2 separate regions of the Homo sapiens genome follow, and region 2 is linked to region 1. A link is an interaction called in ENCODE POLR2A ChIA-PET data of the cell type or tissue named here. Cell type or tissue: OCI-LY7. All regions are shown on one strand. Each heading gives the region's core, and the rest is flanking DNA. Links, peaks and the distances in the headings are about the cores only. Region 1 overlaps LOC105370866 (a long non-coding RNA gene). Region 2 overlaps DENND4A (DENN domain containing 4A).

Region 1 (14,651 bases), core at 1-8,000:
TTGGGAGTGCTACTGGTATCTAGTAGAGACCAGGGATACTGCTAAACGTTCTACAACACACAGGATAGCACTCCCATCAAAAAGAATTATCTGGCCCAAAATGTTAATAGTTACCAAAGTTGAGAACCATGAGTTATTATTTTAAGAATTAGCCAGATGCGAGGCCAGAGCCTATGATGGGAAAGGGGCAGGGTGCCATGATCCTCACCTCCCTGTCCTAGCTCATTTGAAGAAAGCGAACTCACTCCCTAGGTCTCAGGAAGAATGCCCAGGGACAGACGTTCCTCCCGTCAGTATCCCATAAAGCAGAGCCTGGGGGCCACCGGCCTGACACAGAAAGCTTCCATAGTGGCTTCCATTTGTTAAATAAACCTATCACTCTTCTATTTCTTTCTTTTTTCTTATTTTTTTCAAGATGGAGTCTCTCTTTATCGCCCAGGCTGGAGTGCAGTGGTACTAACTCGGCTCACTGCAACCTCTGCCTGCCAGGTTCAAGTGATTATCCTGCCTCAGCCTTCTGAGTAGCTGGCATTACAGGCATGCACCACCACACCGGGCTAATTTTTGTATTTTTGTAGAGACAGGGTTTCACCATGTTGGCCAGGCTGATCTCAAACTCCTGACCTCAAGTGATCCACCCACCTCGGCCTCCCAAAGTGCTGAGATTACAGGTGTGAGCCACCGCGCCCGGCCTCAGTGTTCTATTTCTTAACTCAAAGGATTTTTACAGGGTTGTTCCCTTTATAACTGTGTGTTAAACTCTACATACCAGTTTTATGCACTTTTGTAATAGTATTAGGTTTATTTCACAATACAATTTTTAGATGGGGCATGGTGGCTTGTGCCTGGGAGGCCAAGGTAGGAGTATCACTTGATGCCAGGAGTTCAAGACCAGCCTAGGCAACCTAGCGAGACCCCCCCTATCTCTACAAAAAATGGAGAAATTAGCCAGACATGATGGCACCTATGTACCTATAGTCCCAGCTACTCAGGAGGCTGAGGTGGGAGGATCACTTGAGCCGAGGAGTTCAAGGTTACAATGAGCCATGATCATACCACCACACTGCAACCTGGGCAACAGAGCAAGACTCTGTCTCCAAAAAAAAAACAAAAATGTTTTTGAGAGAGAAAAGTTGACAAACCTTATGAAGTGAAATTTGGCCCAGCATGGTGGCTCCTGTCTGTAATCCCAGCAATTTGGGAGGCCAAGGCAGGCAGATTGCCTAAGCTCAGGAGTTTGAGACCTGCCTGGGCAACATGGCAAAATCCCATCTCTACTAAAAATAAGAAAAAATAGCCAAGTATGGTTGCGTTCACCTGTAGTCTCAGCTGCTTGGGAGGCTGAGGTAGGAGAATAGCCTGAGCCCAGGGAAGTCAAGGCTGCAGTGAGCTGTGATTGCATGACTGCACTCCAGCCTGGGCAACAGAGCGAGACCCTGTCTCCAATAAAATAAAAATAAGTAAAAAATTTAAAAAGAGGTGAAATTTGTCTTTTGTCTTTTTTATCTTTTATATTATATAGAATATATATTAGAATCTATAATACCATATTATATATATTAGAATCTATATAATACCATATTATATATATTAGAATCTATATATACCATATTATATATATTAGAATCTATATATACCATATTATATATATTAGAATCTATATATACCATATTATATATATTAGAATCTATATAACACCATATTATATATATTAGAATCTATATAACACCATATTATATATTAGAATCTATATAACACCATATTATATATATCAGAATCTATATAACACCATATTATATATATCAGAATCTATATAACACCATATTATATATATCAGAATCTATATAACACCATATTATATATATCAGAATCTATATAACACCATATTATATATATCAGAATCTATATAACACCATATTATATATATCAGAATCTATATAACACCATATTATATATATCAGAATCTATATAACACCATATTATATATATCAGAATCTATATAACACCATATTATATATATCAGAATCTATATAACACCATATTATATAAGAATCTATATAATACCATATTATATATATCAGAATCTATATAATACCATATTATATATATTAGAATCTATATAATACCATATTATATATAGTATATTATGAGGTGACAAATTGTGTACATGATCAGGAAAATTCTCAGCTTTGATTGGCTGGGTTTTTGTTTGTTTGTTTGAGACAGTCTTGCTCTGTCACCCCAGGCTGGAGTGCAGTGGAGTGATCTTGGCTCACTGCAACCTCTGCCTCTCAGGTTCAAGCGATTCTCCTGCCTCAGCCTCCCGAGTAGCTGGAATTACAGGCACATGCTACCACGCCCAGCTAATTTTTGTATTTTTAGTAGAGACAGGGTTTCGCCATGTTGACCAGGCTGGTCTCGACCTCTTGACCTCTGGTGATCCACCTGTCTCACCCTCCCAAAGTGCTGGGATTACAGGCATGAGCCACCACACCTGGCCTGATTATTTGTTTGTAGTAACTAAAGTATCAGCTAGTCTTAAAGAAAAAAGTGATAAAATATACATATTTACAAATAAATGTACTAGGCCAGGTGTGGTGGCTTAAGCCTGCGATCCCAGCACATTGGGAGGCCAAAGCAGGAGGATTGCTTGAGGTCTGGAGTTCGAGACCCCTGGCCAACACGGCAAAACCCCATCACTACTAAAAATACAAAAATTAGCTGATGTGATGGCGCATGCCTGTGATCCCAGCTACTCAGGTGGCTGAGGCACGAGAATTGCTTGAACACAGGAGGCAGAGGTTGCAGTCAGCCAAGATCGCACCACTGCACTCTAGCCTGGGTGACAGAGCGAGACCATCTCAAAAGAAAAGAAAAGAGGTAGTGGTGATGGTTGCACAGCATTGCAAATGTACCTAATGTCACTGAATTATACACTTAAATGGCTAAAATGGTAAATTTTGTTATGTGTATTTTACCACAAAGAAAACTAAAAGGAACTTAAATCTCAGATTTTATCATAATAAAGACAAAAAACAGAAGGTTAGGATGAAGGGGCTGATAGTGGTGCAAGACTGGGACAGGCTCCTGTGAGGTCCTTAGTCTTCACAAGATCCCTGTCTCTCTGGGGGCTGTTTGCCTCTTTCCTGACAGTCTCCCAGAATTCCTGTGGACTGGCTGGCTTTCAAGACCAAAATCAGCTTGTTCACCCTTGACCACACCCAGCCCAGAAAAGACACCTCCATTGGCCTCTGAAATCCCACCACAGAGTCATTTCTTTAGCTACGTACTGATTGCCAGCTCCTCCCCTTTCCCCACACCCCCACCATGTGCCTCTGTATATGGCTGTGTGTTTACTACTGCCTCCTAGAGGAGTGAACTGGCCTTGGCTCTGTGGGACTCCATCATGTTCCTGCATTCTCCCATGTGGATAAGAACTATGCTCACTCAAAGGAGGAGAAAAAAACTAGTAGAGTCTCATTTTTGTTTCTCAATCATTTATTTAGAAAATACTAGACCTTTTGGTAATGTAAAAACAAAAATACCACAATATTAAATTGTCAGGTGAGCAAAAAGAAGATAAAGCTGATACTTCTTAGGCTAGGTGTGGTGGCTCACACCTGTAATCCCAACACTTTGGGAGGCCAAGGTGGGAGGATCACCTGAGGTCAGGAGTTCAAGACCAGCCTGGTCAACATGGGTAAACCCCGTCTCTACTAAAAATACAACAATTAGCAGGCATGGTGGTGGGCACCTGTAATCCTAGGTACTCGGGAGGCTGAGGCAGGAGAATCACTTGAACCCGAGCAGCGGAGGTTGCAGTGAGCCAAGATTGCGCCAGGGCACTCCAGCCTGGGCAACAGAGTGAGACTCCTTCTCAAAAAAAAAAAAGAAATAAAAAAGATAAAGATACAAAGATGACACTTCTAGATGTGGAGCCAAGGCTTAGAACAGGGGAATAATTACTGTGCAACTTCATCGATCCACCCCTAGGTATTTACCCAAAAGAAATGAAAGTATATACCCACACAAAAAGCTGTATGCAAATGTTCATAGCAGACTTTTTTAAAAAAATTTTTTTTTGAGACAGAGTATCATTCTGTCACCCAGGCTGGAGTGCAGTGGTACAATCTCAGCTCACCGAAGCCTCTGCCTCCTGTGTTCAAGCGATTCTCGGATAGCAGTCTTATTTGCAATAGAAAAAACTGAAAGCCCAAATGTCCATAAACAGGTGAATGGGGAAGCAAATTTTGGTAAATCCACACAATAGACTATTATTCATTAACAAAAAAGAATCAACTACTGATAAACATAACAATGTGAATGAATCTGAAAATAATCATGCTGAGTGAAAGAAGCCAGAGGGGGAAAAAAGAGTACATATTGTATTATTTCATTTATATAAAGTCTACAGAATGCAAACTGACTTATGGTGACAGAAAGCAGAAAGCAGATTGGTAGTTGTCTGGGGACAGAGTAGAGAAAGACAGGAAGGATTACAAGGTATGAAGACTTTTTGGAGACAGGGTCTGGGTTTGTTGCCCAGGCTGGAGTCAGCGGCAAGATCACGATTCAATGCAGCCTTGACCTCCCAGTCTCAAGTGATCCTCCCCACACCAGCCTCCTAAGTATCTGGGACTACAGGCACATGCCACCCCACCCAGATAATTTTTTTGTAATGTTTGTAGAGACAGGGGTCTCCCTCTATTGCTCAGCCTTGTCTCAAACTCCTGGGCTCAAGCGATCTGCCCGCCTCAGCCTCCCAAAGTGCTGGGATTACAGGTGTGAGCCACTGAGCCCAGCTGACACTTGCAGGGATAATGGATATGTTCATTATCTTTATTGTGCTAATGGTTTCACAGGTGTATACATATCTCAAAACTCATCAAATTTCACATTTTAAACAGGTGCTCTGTATTGTTTTCTGGAAAGAGAGAGCAAGATCAAGAAAGAAAAAGGAGAGCACAAAAACAGAAAGTCCTCCCTCATCTTTGATATTCTTGAATGCAAGATTGGAATACTCAGATGCCAAAAATCATTATCACTACTCTCATACACACTAACCACTAAGTCACCTACATGGTTCCTTTCCTTTTTTTTTTTTTTTTTTTTTTTTTTGAGATGGAGTCTTGTTCTGTCACCCAGGCTGGAGTGCAGTGGCACGATCTCGGCTCACAGCAACCTCCGCCACCCGGGTTCAAGTAATTCTCCTGCCTCAGCCTCCCGAGTTGCTGGGATTACAGGCACGTGCCACACCGCCCAGCTAATTTTTTGTATTTTTAGTAAAGACGGGGTTTCACTGTGTTAGCCAGGATGGTCTCGATCTCCTGACCTTGTGATCCACCTGCCTTGGCCTCCCAAAGTGCTGGGATTACAGGCATGAGCCACTGTGCCCAGCCCATGGTTCCTTTCTTTACAATATCTCTTGGTATGTTTCTTTCCATTCCCATAGCCACCACTCTGGTGTGATTTCCTTCTCCACTGTTTGGTTACAACCTAACCCTACCCTCAGTTTTCTCCCACTTCAATCCAACATGCTGGTGGCTGCCAGAATAATCTTAACAAATGACACCTCCAACTGCATGATTCCTATTATTCAGAGCCATCATTGAAATATCTATGTAAGTCCACACATGCCTGAAAACAAAAGGTTATAAAAATAAAATGTTAGCAGTGGTTATTTCTGCAGAATAGGATTACAGGTGATTTTTATTATTTTGTTTATCTGTTTTCTATATTTTATAGGAGATTTTAAAATAAAAAAAGCTTTACTGGTCTTGCTTGTTACAAAAGGAATGAACAGTCATTGTAAAATAGTCAAATAACACAAACAATATAGAAGTACAGTAAACTTGGAAAGTGAAGTTTGTTTCCTCCTGGCTGCCAACATTGTGGTTTCCTCCCCAGCACCACCCCACCCCTTCCATCCAGAAAACAGCCAGGCAGTTTGGGTGGGATTATCCCTACCCACAGCTCCAGGAGTGGCTTCTGGAATTATCTAACCCTGAGGTTCTCAATCCTAACATCCAAACCCTGATATTGTAACAAACGTTTCATAACACTGTCTTTACCATCCTGACATCAATAGATCTTATCTTATGATATACCTTCCTGCACACATAATTTTAAGTTGGGAGTCAAGCTTGCTGATATTTTAGTGTTTTCTTTATTTTATATATGTGTATGTGTGTCTTTGTATGCCCATGCAGGCATGTACATATCATACATCCTATTTTAGTTGTTGAGTACATATTACACTTAGAAAAAGTTACATAGGAAAACACCAGAGTTGAAGAAAGATGTCAACCATCATTTTAGAGAACCTTTTGAGTGCTGCATAGGTGAGTGCACACACTTTAAAAATCAATATAATGCTATAAGTATAAAGGATAAATAAGAAAATAATGCATTATAAAAAGATATGTGTTTCAATAAGTAAATGCTTGATGGCGGGCGTGGTGGCTCACACCTGTAATCCCAGCACTTTGGGAGGCTGAGGCAGGAGGATCAGTTGAGCCCAGCCTGGGCTATGGTAGTAAGACCTCGTCTCTACAAAAAAAAAAAAAAAAAAAAAAGTAAATGCTTGAGCACAAGTGTAATAGAAGACATAATGAAGTAATTAGATACTTGCACCTAACAGAATCACCATTTATGTAACAATGTTTATTGAGTACCTACTATGTGCTGGGCACTGTTTACTAGGGATACAGACAGAAATCCTTGCCTTAGACTGGGCACAGTGGCTCATGCCTGTAATCTCAGCACTTTGAGAGGCCAAGGTGGGTGGATCGCTTGAGCTCAGGAGTTCGAGACCAGCCTGGGCAACATGGCGAGACTCTGGCCCTGCTAAAAATACAAAAAAATAGCCGGGCATCGTGGTGCATCCCTGTGGCCCCAGCTACTCGGGTGGCTGAGGTAGGAGGATCGCTTGAGCCTTGGGGGCAAAGGTTGCAATGAGCAAGTTCACACCACTGCACTCCAGCTGCGCCACAGAGTGAGACCATGTCAAAAAAAAAAACAAAAAAAGAAAGCGGGGGGGAGGGTTAGAGAGAGAAAGAAAGAAAGAGAAAGAAAGAGAAAGAGGGAGAGAAGAGAGAGAAAGAGGGAGAGAAGAGAGAGAGAAAAGAAGGAAGGAAGGAAGGAAGGAAGGAAATTAAGGAAGGAAGAAAAGAAAGAAAAAGAAATCCTTGCCTCATGGAGCAAACATTCTAGCAGGGTGGTGTGGTTATAGACCACAATCAACATAATACATAAGTAAGTTATGTATTACATTAGAAGATGACAACTGTTCTGATCTTTTTTTTTTTTTTTTTTTGAGGTGGAGTCTTGCTCTGTCACCCAGGCTGGAGTACAGTGTACAATGGTGCTATCTCGGCTCACTGGAACCTCCACCTCCCCAGTTCAAGTGATTCTCCCGCCTCAGCCTCCCGTGTAGCTGGGATTACAGGTGCGTGCCACCATGCCCGGCTAATTTTTGTGTTTTTGTAGAGATGGGGTTTCACCTTGTTGGCCAGGCTGGTCTTGAACTCCTGACCTCAGGTGATCCGCCCACCTCAGCCTCCCAAAGTGCTGGGATTACAGGCCTGAGCCACCACGCCCGGCCCTGTTATGACTTTTTTAAAGTAGAACAGGGTAAAAGGAAATAAGAGTTCAGAGCAGTAGAGAGGTGGGTAGTGACTTGCAGTTCAAAATAGAGTAGTCAAGGCAGCCTCACTAGAAGGTACATTTGAGCAAAGATTTAAAGGAGGTGAGGGAATGAATCACACCGATTATCTAGGGGAAAAATACGCAGGCAGGTGGAATAGCTAATGTGAAGACCCTAAGGCAGAAGCTTGTCTAGCAAGTGCGTGGTCTGTAAACGGACCAGGGAGGTGGATTAGAGCAGGTACTATAAATAAAAGCAGAAGTAGGAGATGGGTCAGAGAAGTAAAGAAGCCAGATCTTGAAGGGCCTCATGGGCCACTGTAAGGCTTGTACTCTGAGTAAACTGGTGAAACATGAGAAGGTTTTGAGCAGAGGAGTGACATGATCTGACCTACATTTTAAAAGGAAAAATCTGGCTGCTCTGTTGAAAACATTGTAGGAGGAGAAGGATGGAAGCAGGGAGACCAGTTGGGAGGTTGTTATAAGAATCCAAGCAAGAAATCAATGCAACAGCTTCAAATGCAGACTAATATTCACTAGTGTATTTTGTAGACGTCATTGATTGTAGGATACATCCTGATTTCAGAGATGTTAAAATATGCAGTGTGAATTGCATTATGCAGTGTGAATTGCAATATGCAGGGCTAAATCAGTGACTCAAATACCACAAGTGTTGGTTGTTGAAGACATGATTTTCTGAAACAGTGAACAACTTTTGGTAAAGTTCCAAATGTAGCTAAATACTATTTTCTGTCAATTTACTCATTAGCCTCATATCTGGATATTCTGTTTATATTAAAACCATGCAAAAATAGTTTATATTTATATATAAAATGGAATGAGAGGCTAGGCTCAAATTATTACACACAAGTTTTTAAAAATCTACATTAATGTCGAGCAGGGCATTAAAAGTTGTGCGGAATGTGGGAAAATTCTGTAATGTATTTACCCATACATTATCAGAAATCTAATGCCCCTGGCCCACATTCTGTAAATGACCAATTATTGTGACAGCCAAAATTTCTCCCCAAGGCTAGGTGCAGTGCTCACGCCTACAATTCCAGCACTTTGGGAGGCCGAGGCGGGCGGATCACTGGAGGTCAGGAGTTCGAGACTAGCCTGGCCAACATGGTGAAACCCCGTCTCCACTAAAAATACAAAAACTAGCTAGGCATGGTGTTGCGTGCCTGTCATCCCAGCTACTCGGGGGACGAGGCAGAGGTTGCATTGAGCCAAGATGGCGCCACTGCACTCCAGCATGGGTGACAAGAGTGAAACTCTGTCTCAAAAAAAAAAAAAAAAGTTTCTTCCCAAATTTCCAAAGAGAGCCCTAGAATGTGATGCCAGCAGAGTGCATGATCCAGAAACATACTATTATGGTCCAACCAGAGAGAAGCCTGGGTGGGCTGCATGATGGGTGAAGGGAGACACCCAGCACCTTAGTGACACCTGTAGCCTCGCCTCAATGTGCTGCAACTCTCCCACCACCAGGGGGAGCTAGCCTTAGGATGAGGCTTTTATTATACCTTTTTAGGCAATGTAATTTTCTTTAAAAATGTGATAAAATACACATAAAACGTACCATCTCAACCATTTTTACGTTGTACAGTGTACATTCACATTGTTATGCAACAAATATACCCAGAACTATTTTCTTTCTTTCTTTTTTTTTTTTTTTGTTTGAGACTGAGTCTTGCTTTCTTGCCCAGGCTGGAGTGCAGTGGCACGATCTTGGCTCACTGCAAACTTCACCTCCCCGGTTCCAGCGATTCTCCTGCCTCAGCCCCCCGAGTAGCTGGGACTACAGGCACCCGCCACCACCCCCAGCTAATTTTTGTATTTTTAGTAGAGATGGGGTTTCACCATGTTGCCTAGACTGGTCTCGAACTACTGACCTCAAGTGATCCTCCTGCCTCAGCCTCCCAAAGTGCTGTGATTACAGGCATAAGCCACCTCGCTCGGCCCCAGAACTCTCTTCATCTTGCAAAACTGAAACTCTATACCCATTATGCAATGCCCTGGCAGCCACCATTCTACTTTCTGTCTCTATGAGTTTGATTACCCTAGGTATCTCATCTAAGGGGAATCATAGGGTATTTACACTTTTATGTCTAACTTATTTCACTCAATATAATGTCTTTAAGAGGCTTTTACCGCCAGGCATGGTGGCTCACTCCTGTAATCCCAGCAACTTTGGGAGGCCGAGGTGGATGGATCACCTGACGCAGGAGTTCGAGACCAGCCTGACCAACACGGAGAAACCCCATCTCTACTAAAAATACAAAATTAGCTGAGCGTGGTGGCACATGCCTGTAATCCCAGCTACTCAGGAGGCTGAGGCAGAATTGTTTGAACTCAGGAGGCGGAGGTTGCGGTGAGCCAAGATCGCACCATTGCACACCAGCCTGGGCAACAAGAGGGAAACTCCGTCTCAAAAAAAAAAAAAAAAAAAAAAAAAAAAAAAAAAGAGGCTTTTACCTTGAAGGCAAAGGGCAAGATGGAAAAAAAGCTGAACCACACGTTGAACACCTATGTCAACCCATCACCAAAGCCCACTCTGCCTTTAGGCATTTGACTACTTGGCCAATATATTCCCCTTATTATTTTAGTCCATTTGACTCTAATTTTCTATTGCTTGCAACTGAAAATACAAGTGATACCTTCCCCTTCTTTCCTCAAGTAGCATTAACATTTTGGCATATAGTCTTTCAGACTCTTCAACCTGCAGAATCTTTAATATACAATATATGAAGATGTGTATTTAATTCTTACATAAGTGAAATATACACTGTTGAGCAATCTCATTTTTTCTCTGAATCTTTCAATAGTAAGAAATACAGATCTAGTTTAAACTCTTATATACCTCTGTTATATGGATGAACCAAAGTTTATTTAACCAACCTATTATTGATAAACATTTAGGATCTTCTCAATGTTTTGATACTATAAAGATGTTGTAGTGAGCATCCTTCTAAACATTTCCTTTGAATACATTTCTAGAAGAAATGCCTTCCTGATGGTGGTACCAATTTTTATTCCTAGTAATGCTTGAGAGTTCCTGATTATCTTTTTTTTTTGGCGGGGGTGGGAGTGGAATGCAGTGGCTCGATCTTGGCTCACTGCAACCTCCTGTCTCAGCCTCCTGAGTAACTGGGATTACAGGTACGTGTCATCACGCCCAGCTAATTTTTGTATTGTTAGCAGAGACAAGGTTTCACCATGTTGGCCAGGCTGGTCTCTAACTCCTGACCTCCAGTGAGCCACCTGCCTCAGCCTCCCAAAGTGCTAGGATTATAGGTGTGAGCCATGGCACCCGGCCACTGATTCTCTATATTCTTTAAAATATGGAATATTATCCTGTCCATCAATTTCACCTTTGCTAATGTATAAAAATTACATCTTTTATTATAATTAGCAGTATTCTTTTGCAAGTGAAGTTGAGAAGTTTTAAATGTTTAATGGCCATTTCCTTTGTGTGTGTGTGAATTGCCTGTTCAATCCTTTGTTTGTCTATCAGGATATTTATTGTTTGCCTATTGAGTCATAAAAGCTCTTTATAGAACTAAGGATATTAAATCCTAGTCAATCATACATGTTGCAAATATTTTCTTCAGTTCATTCTTTGTATTTTAACTTTTTTTTTTTTTTTTTTTTTTTTTTTTTAGAGACGGAGTTTCACTTTTGTTGCCCAGGCTGGAGTTCAATGGCACGATCTCGGCTCACCACAACCTCAGCCTCCCAGGTTCAAGCAATTCTCCTGCCTCAGCTTCCCGAGTAGCTGGGATTACAGGCATGCGCCACCATGCCTGGCTAATTTTGTATTTTTAGTAGAGACTGGGTTTCTCCATGTTGGTTAGGCTGGCCTCAGACTCCTGACCTGAGGTGATTCACCTGCCTTGGCCTCCCAAAATGCTGGGATTGCAGGTGTGAGCTACAGTGACTGGCTGTATTTTAACTTTTTAAATGGAATCTTTTCCATATATAAGTTTTATTTATTTTAGCATTAGTTTTTCTTATATGAATATCCAATTGCCCCAACATCATTTATTTAATAAACCATCCCATTGTTTTTTGTTTTGTTTTGTTTTTGAGACCGAGTCTCCCTCCATCACCCAGGCTGGAGTGCAGCAGTGTGATCTCAGCTCACTGCAGCCTCTGCTGCCCGGGTTCAAGCTATTCTCCTGCCTCAACCTCCCGAGTAGCTGGGATTACAGGTGTGCACCCCCACATTCAGCTGATTTTTGTAATTTTAGTAGAGACAGGGTTTCACCATGTTGGCCAAGATGGTCTTGAATTCCTGACCTCAGGTGATCCGCCCGCCTTGGCCTCTCAAAGTGCTGGGATTACAGGCATGAGCCACCATGCCTGGCCCATCCCATTGTTTTGAAATGCCATTTTTATATCTTCATTTCCCACTCTAAAACTCCATAGTACATGGATTAGCTTTTGGACTTTCCATTTTGTTCCATTAATTTTTTTCTACCCGCATGCCAGTGCTTCTCATAATTCTTTTCTTTCTTTCAAATTTTTCTAGGCTTATCTCACATCTGTGTTTTCAGATGAACTTTAGAAACAATTTAACAAATTTTAAAATATCTATTGGGATTTTGTTTTGAATTCCATTGCAATCTTAGATTAATATGTGAAGAAGTGATTTATTTTTGAGTTGATTTATATATTGAGTTTTCCCTTCCATAAATATATATGTCTATTATTCAAGTTTTATTTTATTTATTTTAGCAGAATTTTTGTTTTTTCTGTAAAGGTCTTACACATTTTAGATTAAGTTTTATCGGAGGTATTTCACAGCTGTTGCTATTACTGTGAATCAAGTATTTTTCTAACTGGCATGTGGAGGGGTGGGGTGTGTGTGTGTGTGTGTGTGTGTGTGTGTGTCTGTTTATAAACATATTGCTGTGGTTTGAACGTGTGTTTCCAAAATTCATGTGGAAACTTAATCCCCATTGTGGTGGAACGGAAAGGTGAAGCTTCTGTGGAGGTGATTAAGTCATAAGGGCTCCTCATGAATGGATTAATGTCCTTATAAAAGAGGCTTCATTCAGAGAGAGTTTGCTGCTTTTCTGCCCTCTCATCTTCTACCATGTGAGGATAAAGCATTTGTCCCCTCTGGAGGACACAGCAACAAGGCGCCATCTTAAAAGGAGAGAAAGCAGCCCTCACCAGACATCAAACCTGCCCCTTGATCTTGAACTTCCCAGCCTTCAGAACTGTGAGACAGAAATTTCTATTATTTATAAATCACCCAGTTCGCAATATTTTGTTATAGCAGCACAAAAAGACTAAGACATACACACACATATGTATAGTATATACCCACTTAGCCACTCTCCTGAACTAATATTATTTTCTTTCTTGATATTTTCTCAGTAGATCAAATAGCCTCCAAATAATGATGTTTTTAACTCTCTTTCAAAAGTTATTTTTATTGTCCTATTGCATTAGCTAGGCCTTCCAGAAAAACATTTTTTAAAATTTAAAAATAGAACTAGTGGCTGACATCTTGACATCTTTCATCTTTGTCCTGTTTCCTTCTTCTTTTTTTTTTTTTTCTTGAGACAGTGTCTCCCTCTGTCAGCCAGGCTGGAGTGCAATGGCACGATTTCCGCTCACTGCAACCTCCACATCCTGGGCTCAAACAATCCTCCTGCCTCAGTCTCCCAAGCAGCTGGGACTACAGGTGTGTACCACCACACCTGGCTAATTTTTAAATGTTTTGTAGAGATGGGGGTCTCCCTATGTTGCCTAAGCTGGTCTCGAACTCCTGGCCTCAACTGATCTGCCTGCCTCGGCCTCCCAAAGTGCTGGGATTACAGGCGTGAGCCACCATGCCCAACCTCCTTCCTTTTGTTAATAACAGTTTTATTGAGATACAATTCACTTACTAAAAAATCCTCCCACCTTAGCCTCCTGAGTAGCTGGGATTACAGGCATATACCAACACACCTGGCATGACAATTCAGTGTTTTTTAGAAAGCTGAGGTGGATCCTAAAGTCACTAGCAGCTGGAGGCTGTCAACCAGCTACATTCCTTGTAGCTGAATGGCAAGTTTTCTTTTTTCTTAATAGAGTCAGGGCAGGCTGGGTGAGGTGGCTCACACCTGTAATGCCAACATTTTGGGAGGCTGAGGTGGGCAGATGGTTCGAATCTAAGAGTTCGATTCCAGCCTGGGCAACATGGTGAAACCCCATCTCTACAAAGCATACAAAAATGAGCCAGGCGTGATGGCACACTTGTAGTCCCAGCTACTTGGGAGGATGATGTGGGAGGATTGCTTGAGCCCGGGAGGTCAAGGCTGCAGTGACCCAAGATTGCGCCACTGTACTCCAGCCTGGGTGACTCAGGAAGACCCTGTCTCAAAGAAAAAAAAAATAGAGTCAGGGAGTCTCACTATGTTGCCCAGGCTGGTCTGGAACTCCTGGCCTCAAGCAGTCCTCCTGCCTCAGCACCCCTATATTGCCATATTTGTATTGTAATTTTTTTTTTTTTTAGACAGAGTCTTGCTCTGTTGCCCAGGCTAGAGTGCAGTGGCATGATCTTGGCTCACTGCAACCTCCACCTCCCGGGTTCAAGCAATTCTCCTACCTCAGCCTCCCGAGTAGCTGGGATTACAGGCGTCCACCACCACTCCTGGCTAATTTTTGTATTTTTGGTAGAGTTGGGGTTTCGCCATGTTGGCCAGGCTGGTCTCAAACTCCTGACCTCAGGTGATCCACCCACTTCAGCCTCCCAAAGTGCTGGGATTACAGGCGTGAGCCACCGTGCCCAGCCTGCATAATTTTTTACATGTATGTTCTCACACGAACTTTAGGATATCCTCTCCTCCTTTCTTAGATAATTCTTTGTATTCCCCAAAGTGCCTAGCACGATTTCTTGCCCATGGTAGAACCTCATTAAATATGTGTAAAATAAATTAGTAAGTACCTGCCCATTGACTTCAGGACCTTTAGATAATTTGGGGTAGAAAAGTATACAATGCAGTCTTTAC
Region 2 (15,112 bases), core at 6,472-14,471, 200 kb after region 1:
GTTATACTTTTTCACTTTAAAACTTTTTCCTAATTTTTCTGTAAAAATTGCTTCCAAATACATTTGTGAGTATGGTTGCTATTTTATGTTAATTTGCATAAATCTGGAAAATAAATTTGCATACAGCCAAAACATAGATGATGAACACTAACTTTACAAAGTTTCTGGAGGCTTCAAGAATTTCTATATTTTCTTAACATAATGATAGCATTTATAGTTATCTATAGCAATGCTTATTAAACTGTCTTTTGTAAAAGACCAGGGTTGTTTTCATTTTGTTTGTTTAATTTCTAATCTGTCATAGCTAATATTCTTAGAAAATACATTGATTACACACTTAGATGTTACTGCAATATCACAGTACTTTAAAAAGTTTATAAATCCTCCTCTCAATTTCTTATTTATCTCATCACAATCCAGTAAGTGTTTGTAGACCAGTACTGGTCTGGCAACCACACTGATTTGTAATATGTAATTACAAATGCCTGTTTGGGGTATTAACAAATTAGTGATTGAGTTTACTTTTCCATTAATAAAACCACAGCACATTTTACTCTGATTTATAATGAAAAAAATCCTCACTTAAAAGCAAGTTTCCCTTTCAGGCAAAAATTCTGGAATGGATTTAGCTGAAGACGATTATAGTATATAATACACTGATGTAATCCAGTGTTTGTGTATAGCATCTGAATCCTTCTGGGTTTTAATTATCCAATGAATTTATGAATTGAAATGGTTTTTAATTCATAATCTGAATTAACCAGCTTTCTTTATAAAGTGCTATCTTCTCCCACAGGTTCTCATCTCAAGTTGCTCTCGGTGTAGAACTTGTGATTGTCTTGTCCATGATGAGGAAATCATGGCTGGCTGGACAGCAGATGATTCAAATCTCAATACTACATGCCCATTCTGTGGCAATATCTTCTTACCCTTTCTGAATATAGAAATAAGAGATTTAAGACGACCTGGAAGGTAATGATATTTTTTTCCTTCATGTTTAAGGATCATGTTCCCTATAATATCTCTTTTCTCAAAAAGTTCCTTCGATTCACATTACAGATACTTTCTAAAGTCAAGCCCATCAACAGAAAATATGCACTTTCCATCCTCCATTTCAAGTCAGACGAGGCAGTCTTGCATTTCAACATCAGCCTCTGGTCTTGACACATCTGCTCTCTCTGTTCAAGGGAATTTTGATCTAAATAGGTAATTATGATTATGTGGAACTATATTTTAACAACATATATTTACACATATTTTAGAAGTATGACAGAAAAATTAGTTGACCATTTCCAGGTTTAAATGTCTATGAATAACAGATTCATAATCTTAAATTCTTACTCTTAAAACAGTGTTAAAATTCTCTAATCACATAAATCTTTAAATATGTAGTTATATGTTATGCTTTATTAATCCCCAGAGTTTAAGCTGTATGTATATATGATAATGTTTACTAGTATTTTAAAGGTAAAAAAAATGTAGAACACTTGAGGTTTATAATGACTATCTTTTTTCTTGTCTCTATCTCTTCAGGAATTAAGTCAATACTACTACTTTTTAATATTTAATTTTCTACCTAGGGAATATTTAATAATCTAAGAAAACATTTGGAGCTGATATAGGAACTGCGAAATTAAACTAAAATTTATATAGTAAGCCTAATATAAGTAAATCTACACTTAAAACTGATGCAGAAATCAATTCCATTGTGCGGAAGTGCCAAATAAGCCATATATAGCTGGACAGATGAAGCCATATTGGTAGCTGCATGTGCCAAAAAATGCCTGTATAGTGTTGGCAGGCTAACGTGACCTGTGTGATCTTGATTACTTAATAAAACCAAAAATCTGTTTGTGCACCTTCTTTCATCACCGGTCTATTGTAGCCCTTATCTTTGTCTCCTGGGTTGTGACTCCTGAAGGAATATGTGCCTTTTTTCTCTGCTTTCTATCCCCATGGTCTAGTGTGCTTTCTGCTATATAGAAGTCTACTAAATGTTTTGAATAAATGAATGAATTTTGAATATTTACAGTTGATTTGATAAAAAAGGAAATTTATCATGACTATACTACTTAAAAATATATCCTGTTTCCCAGCTGAAGCCTGAGTAGCATTTCCTTTCATTCATGTTGCCATGTCTAGCTCTGATTCTTTTTTTTTTTTTGAGACAGAGTCTCACTCTGTTGCCCATACTGGAGTACAGTGGTGCAATCTTGGCTCACTGCAATCTTTGCCTCCCAGGTTCAAACAATGCTCCTGCCTCAGCCTCCCAAGTAGCTGGGATTACAGGCGCCTGCCATCACACCTGGCTAATTTTTCTATTTTTAGTAGAGACAGGGTTTCACCATGTTGGCCAAGCTGCTCTCGAACTCCTGACCTCAGGCAATCCACCCACCTCAGCCTCCCAAAGTGCTGGCATTACAGGTGTGAGCCACCTCGCCCGACCATCTAGCTCGGATTCTAAAGAGAAGAACATGGCCGGTAGTGGTGGCCCACACTTGTAATCCCAGCACTTTGGGAGGCCGAGGTGGGCAGATGGCTTGAGCCTGGGAGTTCGAGACCAGCCTGGACAACATGGCAAAACCCCATCTCTACTAAAAATACAAAAATTAGGCAGGCATGGTGGCGTGTGCCCGTAGTCCCAGCCACTCGGGAGGCTGAGGTGGGAGGATCGCTTGAGCCTAGGTGACAGAAGTTGCAGTGAGCTGAGATCACACCACTGCAGTCCAGCCTGGGTGACAGAGCAAGACTCTGTCTTAAAAAAAAAAAAAAAAGAGAGAGAGAGAGAGAACATGATCCTTGTTGATGAAGTAAAGTAAATCTAGACACTGATACACTTTCTTCTTTTTTCAATTCCCAAGCAAATCTAAACTGCAGGAAAATTTTTGCACCCGAAGTATTCAGATCCCTGCTAATAGATCAAAAACAGCTATGTCTAAATGTCCAATATTTCCAATGGCCAGGAGTATTAGTACTTCTGGCCCCTTGGATAAGGAAGATACTGGAAGACAGAAGCTCATTTCTACAGGCAGCCTGCCAGCTACTTTACAAGGAGCTACAGTATGTATTTTGGTGTATTTTTTTATTTGGAAATTGATCACTTACGTATGATTTTGTTCCCCTTGTCTTAAGTAGTCTTATTAGCTTTATTATTGCCAAGAAGAGTCTCTTATCCCATGATACAATTATATTACTTTTCTACTCATATGGGAATCATTGAATTTTTTAATGGCTTAGTATTATTTTGCATTTGCCATTTATGGTTTTTATTTATTCAACAGGATTCTTTAGGTTTAGAATGGCACCTTCCAAGTCCCGATCCTGTCACTGTTCCGTATCTTAGTCCTTTAGTGGTATGGAAAGAACTTGAAAGCTTATTGGAAAATGAAGGTGATCATGCAATAACAGTAGCAGACTTTGTGGACCATCATCCAATTGTTTTTTGGAACCTGGTATGGTATTTCAGACGTCTTGACTTGCCCAGTAACTTACCTGGATTGATTCTTTCTTCTGAGCACTGTAACAAGTATTCAAAGGTATGAGACTAAAAATTAAAAGGCAATGAATGCTTCTGTTACCATTGTAATGTTTGCATATTCCTAATGATTAAAAAGTAAGGTCTGTTTTTATGCTAAATTTATTTTATTTTATTTTTTGAGACGTAGTCTCACTCTTTCGCCAGGCTGGAGTGCAGTGGCACTATCTCGGCTCACTGCAGCCTCCAGCTACAGGGTTCAAGCAATTCTCCTGCCTCAGCCTCCCAAGTAGCTGGGATTGCAGGCACACACCACCACGCTCAGCTAATTTTTGTATTTTTAGTAGAGACGGGGTTTCACCATGTTGGCCAGGATGGTCTTGATTTCTTGACCTTATGATCCACCTGCCTCAGCCTCCCAAAGTGTTGGGATTACAGGCGTGAGCCACCGTGCCCAGCCTATGCTAAATATTTTTAATAGCCCTCTGGGTCATTAGATAAATAGAATTGTTTTAGTTGTATTTACAAATAATATTTTCTTCTTACAGGCTAGCAATAAGAGTCTTTTTTTTTTGCCTTCTCCTAAAATTTACATTAAACGTACTTGAATTTTTGCTATTGCTTCAAGAATAAACTGGAAATGACTCTTAGGAAGCAGATTTGTGAGTTAGGCCCACTTACATCTTGTACTTCTTTCAAAACAAGCCTAATTTTTTTTTTTTTTTTTTTTTGACACAAGGTCTCGCCCTGTCACCCAGACTGGAGTGCAGTGGTGTGGTCATGGCTCACTGTGACCTCTAACCCCTGGGCTCAAGTGACCCTCCTGTCTCAGCCTCCCAAAGTGCTGGGGTTATAGGCAGGAGCCACTGTGTCCAGCCCAAGCCTAACACTTTTTAAGGATATCTATACAGCAGTCCCTCCTTATTCATGGTTTTCCTTTCTGAGGTTTCAGTTACCCATGGTAACTGTGGTCTCAAAATATTAAGTGGAAACTTCCAGAAAGAAACACTTCATAAGTTTTAAATTGCATGCTGTTCTGAGTAGCATGATGAAATTTCGTGCTGTCCCATCTGGGATGTGAATCATCCCTTTGTTCGGTGTATCCACGCTGTGTATGCCACCTGCTTGTTAATCATTGAGTAGCCATCTCTGTTATCAGACCCACTGTGATGGTATCACAGTGCTTGTGTTCATGTAACTCCTGTTTTACTTAATGGCACAAAGCAGTGATGCTGGCATATTGTTTTAATTGTTCTATTTTATTATTAGTTATTGTTAATTTCTTTTTGTGCCTCATTTATAAATTAAATATCACAAGTATGTATGTATAGGAAAATACAGTATATATAGGGTTCGGTACTATCTGCAGTTATAGGTATCCATTGGAGGTCTTGGAATATAGCTGCTGAGGATAAAGGGGGACTATTGAAATTCATATTGCAATCATGTGCTACCACTCTCGTCATTCCTTTACCCTGGATTTTTGTTTAACATTTAGGCCATTTGTTTGTTATATGTTCATTTGTATTTTCGGTATGTTGTTTTATAAAAGTGTCTTTACTTTTTCATATACTGCCACTGCCACTAAATGGTGGTCTCTAAGTTCAGGAACCTTGCCTTCTCTCTTCTTGTGCTGCATGCCTATGATTGTGCATGTGCTTCGGATTTTCAGTACATCATACATGAGTGACAAAGATGTGAACTCAGCGTTATCTGGGCCAGGGTGTTGGATGATATAGGATGGGACTCCTGGATTTATCTTTCTGTGACTTTCAATCATGAGCAAGAGGAGCAAGATGAGTTCTTCTTGGTACCCTTTCTCACGGATCTCAAGTACTTTGTTATATCTGATCTTTAGAGATCATTAGCTTTTCCACACAGCCCATCTTCCTGTAGTAGATATCAAATGTAGATAAATCAGTCTTTTTCTGTTCTCTTTTCTGTCTCGCACATATACATCCTAAAAAATATTTATAAGAATTTTATAAAATACTTATGAAAAATTATCATGTAAGGATCATTAATGAATGTTTATTGTATAACACAGATTCCCCGCCACTGTATGTCTGAAGATAGCAAATATGTTTTAATACAAATGTTATGGGACAATATGAAGTTACATCAGGATCCGGGACAGCCCTTGTACATTCTCTGGAATGCACACAGTAAGTGCCATCATAGAATGCTGACTTTGTTCATATGAGAGTAATCTCTACTAGCTTTAAATAGCATAAACCAATGTATAACTGACTTTTATTTTACTGTACTACTTTTTGTCTTACAGGTCAAAGTCGTACTCTTTTGTTTGAGAGTGAGTGTTTGATTTTTTTAGTGCTACCTTCTATGGAGGTCTAAGGGTTTTTTTTTGTTTTTTGTTTTTTGTTTTGGTTTGGTTTTTTGAGGGGTGCTGTGTATGTGCTGGAGGGGTTGGTTGTGTTTTGCAGAATTCAGCTTTCAGCACATTGCTCATCCCAATTTCTTCTTTTTACTTATTTTTTATTTGTTTCCATCCCAGGCTGCTGATTTAGAATTTTCATCAGAGGCTGTATTAAGGGAAACAATATTCTTAGTTATTGTCTATTTAAGACCACAGAAAGCTTTAGACCTTTTTTTGTCATTATTTGTCTTATTTTTTGCTTTCTTCATTCTTGGATTCCTATTTCTTTATCTATTGCCCTTAATTTATTTTTAGTGCTTTGTAACTTAATATCTGTCAGTTGCTGCTTAATTTCTTTCTCCTTTCTACACAGAACATTTTCCTTCATCTGTTCTTTTGTTCGTTTACAGCCCAAAAATATCCAATGGTCCATTTATTGCAAAAAAGTGATAACTCATTTAACCAGGAACTGTTGAAAAGTATGGTAAAAAGCATTAAAATGAATGATGTCTATGGACCAATGAGTCAGATTTTAGAGACACTGAATAAGTGTCCACATTTTAAAAGACAGAGGTAAGTCCTTCTCTTAGACGAATATATTGTTCTCCTAGGCAGATTCATATTGTTTGCTTAGTAATTTGTTAGAATATCTCATGCTTATGATAGCATTAAATTTTTTATAGGGAACATATGGACTATATGGATACTAATATTTTCTCCATGACTTTTTCTCCCTAGGAGTTTATACAGAGAAATACTATTTCTCTCACTTGTGGCACTGGGAAGAGAAAACATTGATATAGGTAATTTAGCTTTATATCTAATATGTAATATTTATATATCATGGAATAGTTTTCAAAGTATTTTTATATTAGTAGTTATACTTTATTAGTAATATTAAATCTGTAATTATATAAAGGTAGATTAGTTGTTGCTAAGGACCAAGAGGTGGGGTGAATAGGGAGTGACTGCTAACTGGTATAAGGTTTCTTTTTGGTGAGATGAAAATGTTCTGGAATTAGGCAGTGGTGATAGTTGTACAATCTTGTGAATATACCAAAAAAACACTAAATTGTACACTTTAAGTTAGTGAATTGTATGGTATATGGATTATATTTCAATTTTTAAAAGTTAATCTGACAAGAAAAGGACTAGTCAGGAAAAATTATTTAATTGAAAGGAGCCGGGTGCGGTAGCTCATGTCTGTAATCCCAGCACTTTGGGAGGCCAAGGTGGGTGGATCGCTTGAGGCCAGGAGTTTGAGACCAGCCTGGGCAACATGGTGAAACCCCATTTCTACCAAAAAAAAAAAAAAGTTAGCCAGATGTGGTGGCACATGGCTGTAGTCCCAGCTACTTGGGAGGCTGAGGTGAAAGTATCATGTGAGCCTGGGCAGTCGAGGCTGCAGTGAGCCATGACGGTGCAGCTGCATGCCAGCTTGGGCTGTAGAGCAAGACCTTATCTGATAAAAAAAGAATCAACAGAAGGTGATTCTTTTCTAGAAGCTACTGTAATTACATCAGGGTAATGCTACCAGGGGCAGAGCTGGAAAAATCAATGGTACAGAATAGGGAGTCTAGAAATAAACATAAATATCTATGGGAATATAATATATAATAAAATCAGCCAGGTGCAGTGGTTCACGCCTGTAATCCCAACACTGTAGGAGGCCAAGGCGGGCAGATCATCTGAGGTCAGGAGTTCGAGGCAAGCCTGGCCAATATGGTGAAACCCCATCTCTACTAAAAATACAAAATTAGCCAGGCGTGGTGGCGCATGCCTGTAGTCCCAGCTACTCAGGCGCCTGAGGCAGGAGAATCACTTGAACCCAGGAGGCGGAGGCAGCAGTGAGCCGAGATTGTGCCACTGCACTCCAGCCTGCGCAACAAGAGTGAAACTCCGTCTAACCAAAAAAAAAAATAAAAAAAAAAAAATATATATATATATATATATATACACACACACACATATATATAAAAAATAAAATGTTAGGAAAGGTAGACTATTAAATGGCATTGGGATAGTCATTCTAGCCACTTGAGAAAGATGCCAGAACTTAACCAAAATCATGAATAGTGTTATTTGAGCTAGGCCTTTTAACTATGGTGAAACAGAGGATACCAAAAAGGATTATTCAGATCCTTGTTACCATCCCTTTATTCCCTACCTAATACAAGCCCAGACTGTAGTCAGATATTACTCTAGCCCTCTGCCAAAGGTGGGATTTCCTTGAATGTCTAAAAAATTCCGGACCTCCAAGCTAGAGAAGCTCACTTGCTCATGCACTTGACTCAACTCCAACAAGCCTTCATGGGTACCACTGTGGTACTGTTTCAGAGAGGAAAGATGTTCTTAGGTCCGTCACCTCCCCAAAGCAGAAAAATAGGATCTTAGTGACATTGTTATAATTCATACCCCATTTGGCTCTCTGAGGGGCAAATTTTTATCCAGTATGTGTTTAAAATAAGCAATAAGTTAGCATGATTTCTAGACTGAGAGAAACTTTTAGCAGAAGCTTGTAAACCTCTGTTGTCCCTTTTTGTCACATGTGGACTATCTTCTGGGGAAAAGGCACACAGACCTTGGTATAACGTCCTTAAAAATAAAAGTAACAGTCTGTTAGCTCCATCTGTTGCCATGTGGAAAAGGGAAAAAAAAATCATTACATGGTGATTTCAGATATTTGGATTATTTTCCCAGAGGTAGCCCATAATATAGGAAGTTAGGACACACAAACCAAAAAAAATTTCTGTTGAAGCAAAATTTAAATTTAAAAAATGAAACCATAAAAGGACTAGTGTAAAGAAAATATGGGCAAAAAAACTTTTTGTCAATCCTGGTGGGAAAAGGCTATTATTTATTTTTACTGTTTTTATTGAGTATGCAAAGCAAAGTACCAAAAAAGTGTGTGTGGTATTTGGTGGTTTTTAACATCTGTACCTGGTAAAATTAAAAATTGGCATTTTCAAACCTTTAAGTTTCACTGGTCTGTGCAATCCAGCTGTGGTCCTTTGGATAAAGAAATGTCCTAGCAATTCCTTCTTGGCCTCTAATGTTGTGTTTCTGTAGTATTATAGAAACTTGATAGTTTTCAACATCAGACCTAAATTTCTTTATTCTTTTATTTCTTTATCAATTTCTGCAGATGCTTTTGATAAAGAGTACAAGATGGCATACGATCGTCTCACACCTAGTCAAGTCAAGAGTACACACAACTGTGATAGACCACCAAGTACAGGGGTGATGGAATGTCGAAAAACCTTTGGAGAACCTTATCTTTAAGATGTATTTGTATGTGTAAACATTCAATGTATATTGTATAGTCAGTGTATAAAATAACACTTTTAGACTCTAAATATTTTTTCTTCAATTTTTGAAAATACAATTTGTAAATGGTTCAAAAGACTCAGACAGCTTATGTACAGAATGTTTGAAGAAGAGAATAGTGACAAGTGGGGAGAAAGCCACTTTGTTTCTCATTTCTTTTTTCTTCTTCTTTAACTCCCCTGTAATAGGAAATAAAGTATTTTTGTGATGAGGAAATCCCTAAACAAAATTAGTTGCCATAAAATATGACAACTGCTTTATGGTTTCTTTTGGAAGAGACAGATTGAAAAATCATGAATGGAATCTAAACAGAAATGTCAGATGAACGTATTTCCTGTTTTCATAGACTATTCAAATGTTTTGACCATGAAGTTGTATTATACATATTTTAAATTGTTTATAGTAAGTTGATATTTTTTTAATTTTTAAATTTAATATAGCAAACTTAAAATGAATTTAAACTTAAGCAAGCAAGCGTGTATTTTCCTTGTCTGCTGCTATTTGAAGTAATTAGTACAGCTGCAGATCTCTCTGTGTATATCTATCTATATATATATTTTTTATTACTTGGGAGAATGAATTTTAAAATGTCAGTGCTAGTGTCAAGTGTTGTCCTAGGATTGCATGTTAGTACCCCTAAGCCTGAGTGTGGGGAGTGAGTTATGCAAGGGTAGCGTGCACTGCCCAGACTGACTCATGGAGCCTTGTGCAAGGAGAGCCAGAGAGGTTCACTATACCATGACTCCAAAATTGTCTCTATTGCTAATAGATACGTATAGTATACAGGGAAAACAGCTTATAAATCCAAATATCAATTTAAATTTTAATATTCTACATGAAAACTTACATTGGGAAATATGCAGACAAGTGATTATATTCCAAATTTTACCCTTATTTTAATATCTAAAATATTGGGTATGATGCAAATTATACTATAGAATATTTATCTGAAATATGACTTACTGGGGTATTCTGTTAATACTATATATAAATATTCAGAATTTTTTTCAAAAGTAGAAAAATTCCCCTCTAAAAGTACAGCCAGATAGATTTTCATCCATATTGAGGAACTTAGCTTTTTCAACAAGCTTCAGAATCTGAAGTCTGTAGAATCTAAAATACAGAAATATCCAGAAATCAGACAATAAATTGAAAGTTTAGACATCATGAGTATTAAATAGCTTTAAAAATATATTTTTAGTCATATTATTTCTAATGTAACTTTCTTTGGGTAATTTCTGGTAAGGAAAAACATCTTTTGGCTGCTAGAATTAGTTATAGATTTTCAATATGTGTGTGTGTTTGCACACATTATCATTAGTGAAGGAATTCCCTAGCCAGCTTTAAAGAAGGAAAAAATGGATAGTCCCAAATTAGGTGTATAAAGCCAGTAGAGTCCACGACACTTGGACTGGAGGTATCTTGGAGTCCTGAGACTTAGAATCAGTTCAGCTGCAGAAAACCCACCTTTTGAGTTCACACCATTAGTGAATAGCACCATGCTGAAACATTTCACAGCTTCCAACTCTGGGAAATAATGGAGAGAGTTTAAAAATGTAAAACTTCAGTTAGTTTGGGGCTGAACTTGCTTACTTGAAAAATCTGGTGCTAGGCACATATATCTGCCTCTCCTTTGTAAATACCACTCCAATATTATTCTTTACTATTCAGATCCAAGCTTCATGTTCTACTTGTTCTTCATGTTCTTTAAATCATTTGAAAGTTGTCAACTGAGAGAAACATTTCAGAGGGGGGAGGCTTTTGGCACTGGTGATAAACATCCCTCCAAGAGAACCGTCTGGGGTTCTCTTCTATTTGTGGTTGGTGGTTTTTATTCTTTTAAAAACAGCTTTCATTGTTGTTTACTTTTTGTGTAATACAAACAAAATGTAGGAATCATAGTTTATTGATTTCAAATGGCTGACAAAGAATGAGTAAAACCATTCTTTATGGTTTTACGATTCAGACTCATTTGGAAAAGCGAATGTAATTTTTACCTCCTCTTTCCACCCCAAGTTTTGTTTCTGCTTTTGGAGAGGGTTGTATTTCCCCTACTTTTAATCCCTAGGGAATATTATTGCACAGATTTAGTCTTAAAACCTAAAACACAAATACAAAGTGGTAAACCTGTTCAAAAGAAAATTAAAATGTGAATCATTCTTGAGCTGGGCGTGGTTGCTCATGGAGGCCTGTAATCCCAGCACTTTGGGAGGCTGAAGCAGGGAGGATTGCTTGAGTCCAGGAGTTCAAAACCAGCCTGAGCAACATAGAGAGACCCTGTCTCTACAAAAAAATTTTTTAAATTTGCTCGGTATGGTGGCTCATGCTTGGTAATCCCAGCTACTCGGGAGGCTGAAGCAGGAGGATCACTTTGAGCCTGGGGGTTTGGGGCTGCAATGAGCTGTGATCATGCCATTGCACTCTAGCCTGGATTACAGAGCAAGACCCTGTCTCAAAAAAAAAAAAAAAAAAAAAAAAAAAAACCAGAAAATATCAATCATTTAAAATAACTCTATACAAACTTTTCTTCAATTTTCTGTTAACCATACATTTTGGAGAATAATGGCCAATCATGTTGGAGAGAAATGCCCTTTTGCTACAGCATCTGTCTTTTATTTTCTTACTCTTAGTTTTGTTTATATGTTTAAATGGTTGACAATAAACCATGTCCTGTGCTGATGTAGCTTGTTTACTACGTCCTACCATTATGTTCTAAATGGCACAGATTTGTATTCCATATCGTATTTCAAATATTCTACTTTTTCCTCCTAGTGTTAGGTGGAGAAATATGCAGCTGTTCATCTTCTGATTTTTGTCTTCTTTTCCCTGACTTTCTTGGGGGTTGGATTTCTGTTTTGCTCTAAAACCCTAACACTACCAGCATATTTAATTGTAAGGTTTTCTAGTATGTCTCCCCATTTGTGTATTTAGAGAAATGGTCCCAGAAAACATTGGTTCAACATTTTAGGCAGTAAATACTTATTTTTACTTTATGCTGATAATTACTATGATACTTAAGTGCAACCAGCAAGTATTAGCTAGCTCTATTTAGAAGTTATGCTTAATTTCTAAATACAGGCTGAGCTCCTGGAATCAAGTGCTCCAAAATCCAAAACTTTTTGAATACCGACATGATGCTCAAAGGAAATGCTCATTTGAGCATTTTGGATTTCATATTTGGGATGTTCAACCAGTTTGTATTTTTCAAATATTCCAAATTTCAAAAACATCTGAAATCCAAAACACTTCTGGTCCGAAACATTTCTGATAAGGGATACTCAACCTCTACTTTGTAATATGCGATATGAAAATACCTATTTGTTTGGTGATGTGCAGTAGCCCAGCTTTATTTTTATTTCTCTCACTAGAACTTGAAAGCTGCTATTTGGCACTTTATCTCAGAGCAAGAAGAGAAAGAGCAGGCTGTCTCTTTGAGAAGACCCTTGTCCTTCGTGCTAAAGTTAGCATGTGCTGCCTCTTCCTGTCTGGATATAAGACTAAGCTTTATTTCAAAACTGAACCCTCTAGCAGCTGCATACCAGTTTACCTTAATATCCTTAGTACTTGGTGTCTTAACATCCTCATACTACCTTGCTCCTTTGGCCTCAAAGTAAGCATATTGGCTGGCTTATATTTCTTAACAAAATTAGCAGTACACAAATTGAAGAATTTTCATCTTTGATTACAAAAGTCTGCGCATGTGCTTGTACTCTGAGATGGTAATAGATTCTTCTGATAAAGTTATTGCTGCCTTTCCACAGTTCCTGTTCATTTGGATGGCTCCCTCCTTTACTATTTAAATATTTTTTTTTCAAATGTAGTACTATGATAAAACTATTGCAGCAACTGGTGGATTTTCTGCAAGTGAAATTCTCCAGGTTTTGCTTGCTCATACAGCGAAGGACCTAAAGACCAGAAGTGTGCCTTTAGTTGTGCAGGCAGACTTGGGCCAGGATGTCCTGTAGGCGTTAGTGAACCCCCAGGGATAGGCAGCTCTGCTCATGAGCCCTCTCATTACATCTTTCATAGCATCCAGTCCCCGTACACATTGCAAGCTGCACCTGCTGGAGGACCCTCCCACCAAAAAAGGGTCAGAACCAAGAGTATTCATTGGCACATAAGGCCAACCAATTCTTCCTGATTATTTATTTTTTCTTTTTTTTTGAGACGGAGTCTCGCTGTTGCCCAGGCTGGAGTGCAGTGGCACGATCTCGGCTCACTGCAGGCTCCGCCCCCCGGGGTTCACGCCATTCTCCTGCCTCAGCCTCCCGAGTAGCTGGGACTATAGGCGCCTGCCACCTCGCCCGGCTAATTTTTGGTATTTTTTTAGTAGAGACGGGGTTTCACCGTGTTAGCCAGGATGGTCTCGATCTACTGACCTCGTGATCCGCCCACCTTGGCCTCCCAAAGTGCTGGGATTATAGGCATGAGCCACCGCGCCCGGCCCTTTTCCTGATTATTTACTATTCTGTGCTCTAGATAATACATTCCAATTCCTGCCCCCTTTGGTACTCAATCTTTAAATAATATTGATATAGACAGCTATAAAAGACTAAGCCTGTAATTTGGTAAAACTATTTTCGAATCTATTGATGACAGTGCAATATAATGTTCAAAATATATAGTAACCATTTTGGCTGGGTACAGTGGCTCATGCCTGTAATCTCAGCACTTTGGGAGGCCGAGGCGGGCAGATTGCCTGAGCTCAGGAGTTCGAGATCAGCCTGGGCAACATGGCAAAACCCTATCTCTACAAAAAAATACAAAAATCAGCTGGGTGTGGTGGTGCACTTCTGTAGTCCCAGCTACTTGGGGGGCTGAGGCGGGAGGATCGCTTGAGCCCACAAGGTGAGGCTACAGTGAGCCATGTTCATGTCACTGCACTCTAGCCTGGGTGACAGGGCAAGGCCCCGTCTCTTTTTAAAACAAAACAAAACAAAAAAACATTTAAACACATAGTTTGAAAAATTTGGAATACATCTCTTTTTTCTGGTACTATATAGACTCTTAACCCATTAAATGAGGAAGAATTCAGAAATCTGGCTCAAACCTATTATCAGGGCCTTCAAGGAAGTGCAGCCTAAGGGGGTAGAAGTCATCCATGTAGCCACTGACTTCCAATTCAAATACCCATTTGGGACAGTTCAGACTTTCCAGGCTGAATGAATGACCTAGAATTTGTCACAAGTAACTATATACAGAATATTCTGCCTATAAAGTGAGAGGACCATCTCAATATTATCTCGACATTTTTAAATGGTACTTTACCTCTAAAACAGCATGATTTTAATATTATAGTACGTTTGTAAATGTGTGACCAAAAAATTTAATTTCCAGGTATAACCAATTAGTCTTTTAAAAGTTACACAAGTTTTCCATCTCACCAAAGTAATCTCACTCTCTCCCCCAGTGAATTCCTACTCATTCATCAAGACTCAGCTTTCATTTTTTGTACTTGTCCTTTTCTGTAACACTGTAAAGTGATCAGAACTTCCTTTCTAGGCAAAGGGGTATGCCAGAAATTCAGCAAACTGGGAAAAGGATGTCAGATTATTAGAGTTGGTTTTAATCATTCAGTGGATATTTCAGCCTTTTATCATTACACAGCATTTTACGGTCCATCACTCCTTACTCCAGTCTGAGGAAGAACGTCAGATCCCAGGCTGTGGGTGAGGTGACATCCCCGAGGCTAACGGGAACGGGCTGCAGACACCAGGTTAGTGCCCAGAATTTTGGTATTGGGACCTCCCTCCCACAAGCATTGCCTTCTCCTCCTGTTCTTAGGCCTTGGCTATGGAAACCCAGCAATGCAGTAGCATCAGGAATAAGGATAATTAAGAATATAGAATTGGAACATGATTCCATACTCTTCATCAGTCTTCTCGGGAGGATTCTGACCAAATGACCTAAAGATAAGGATGAGCCCATCCATG

Evidence for each region. Peaks named below come from ENCODE experiments on the same cell type or tissue, not always from the same donor. Only the 100,000 strongest peaks of a DNase experiment are listed, where the experiment ranks them.
Region 2: POLR2A ChIA-PET joins it to region 1 with 7 read pairs; 8 of 35 experiments call an interaction of 5 or more read pairs at or near these places.

The regions. Positions count from the first base shown.
Region 1 is chr15:65,851,517-65,866,167 of GRCh38, reverse strand. It overlaps LOC105370866 (a long non-coding RNA gene), which reads right to left. Exons shown (of 3, transcript XR_932372.2): 3 at 5,685-6,549. Among named protein-coding and RNA genes, the nearest start is that of TRQ-CTG1-4, 10 kb to the left of the region's middle. RefSeq lists silencers at 2,829-2,878, 9,052-9,141 and enhancers at 7,941-8,020, 8,081-8,170. In OCI-LY7, for the core only: CTCF peaks have their summits at 3,189 and 3,388 (motif pointing left); a DNase peak (open chromatin) is centred at 3,337; H3K4me3 peaks cover 628 bases; H3K27ac peaks cover 604 bases.
Region 2 is chr15:65,655,873-65,670,984 of GRCh38, reverse strand. It overlaps DENND4A (DENN domain containing 4A), which reads left to right. Exons shown (of 33, transcript NM_001320835.1): 26 at 797-972; 27 at 1,060-1,206; 28 at 2,862-3,060; 29 at 3,282-3,536; 30 at 5,523-5,640; 31 at 6,263-6,425; 32 at 6,591-6,655; 33 at 8,998-11,862. The coding sequence ends at 9,134. It overlaps SLC24A1 (solute carrier family 24 member 1), which reads right to left. Exons shown (of 10, transcript NM_004727.3): 10 at 14,725-15,112. Among named protein-coding and RNA genes, the nearest start is that of SNORD13E, 34 kb to the left of the region's middle. In OCI-LY7, for the core only: no CTCF peak of the experiment used is centred there; a DNase peak (open chromatin) is centred at 7,264; H3K27ac peaks cover 2,472 bases.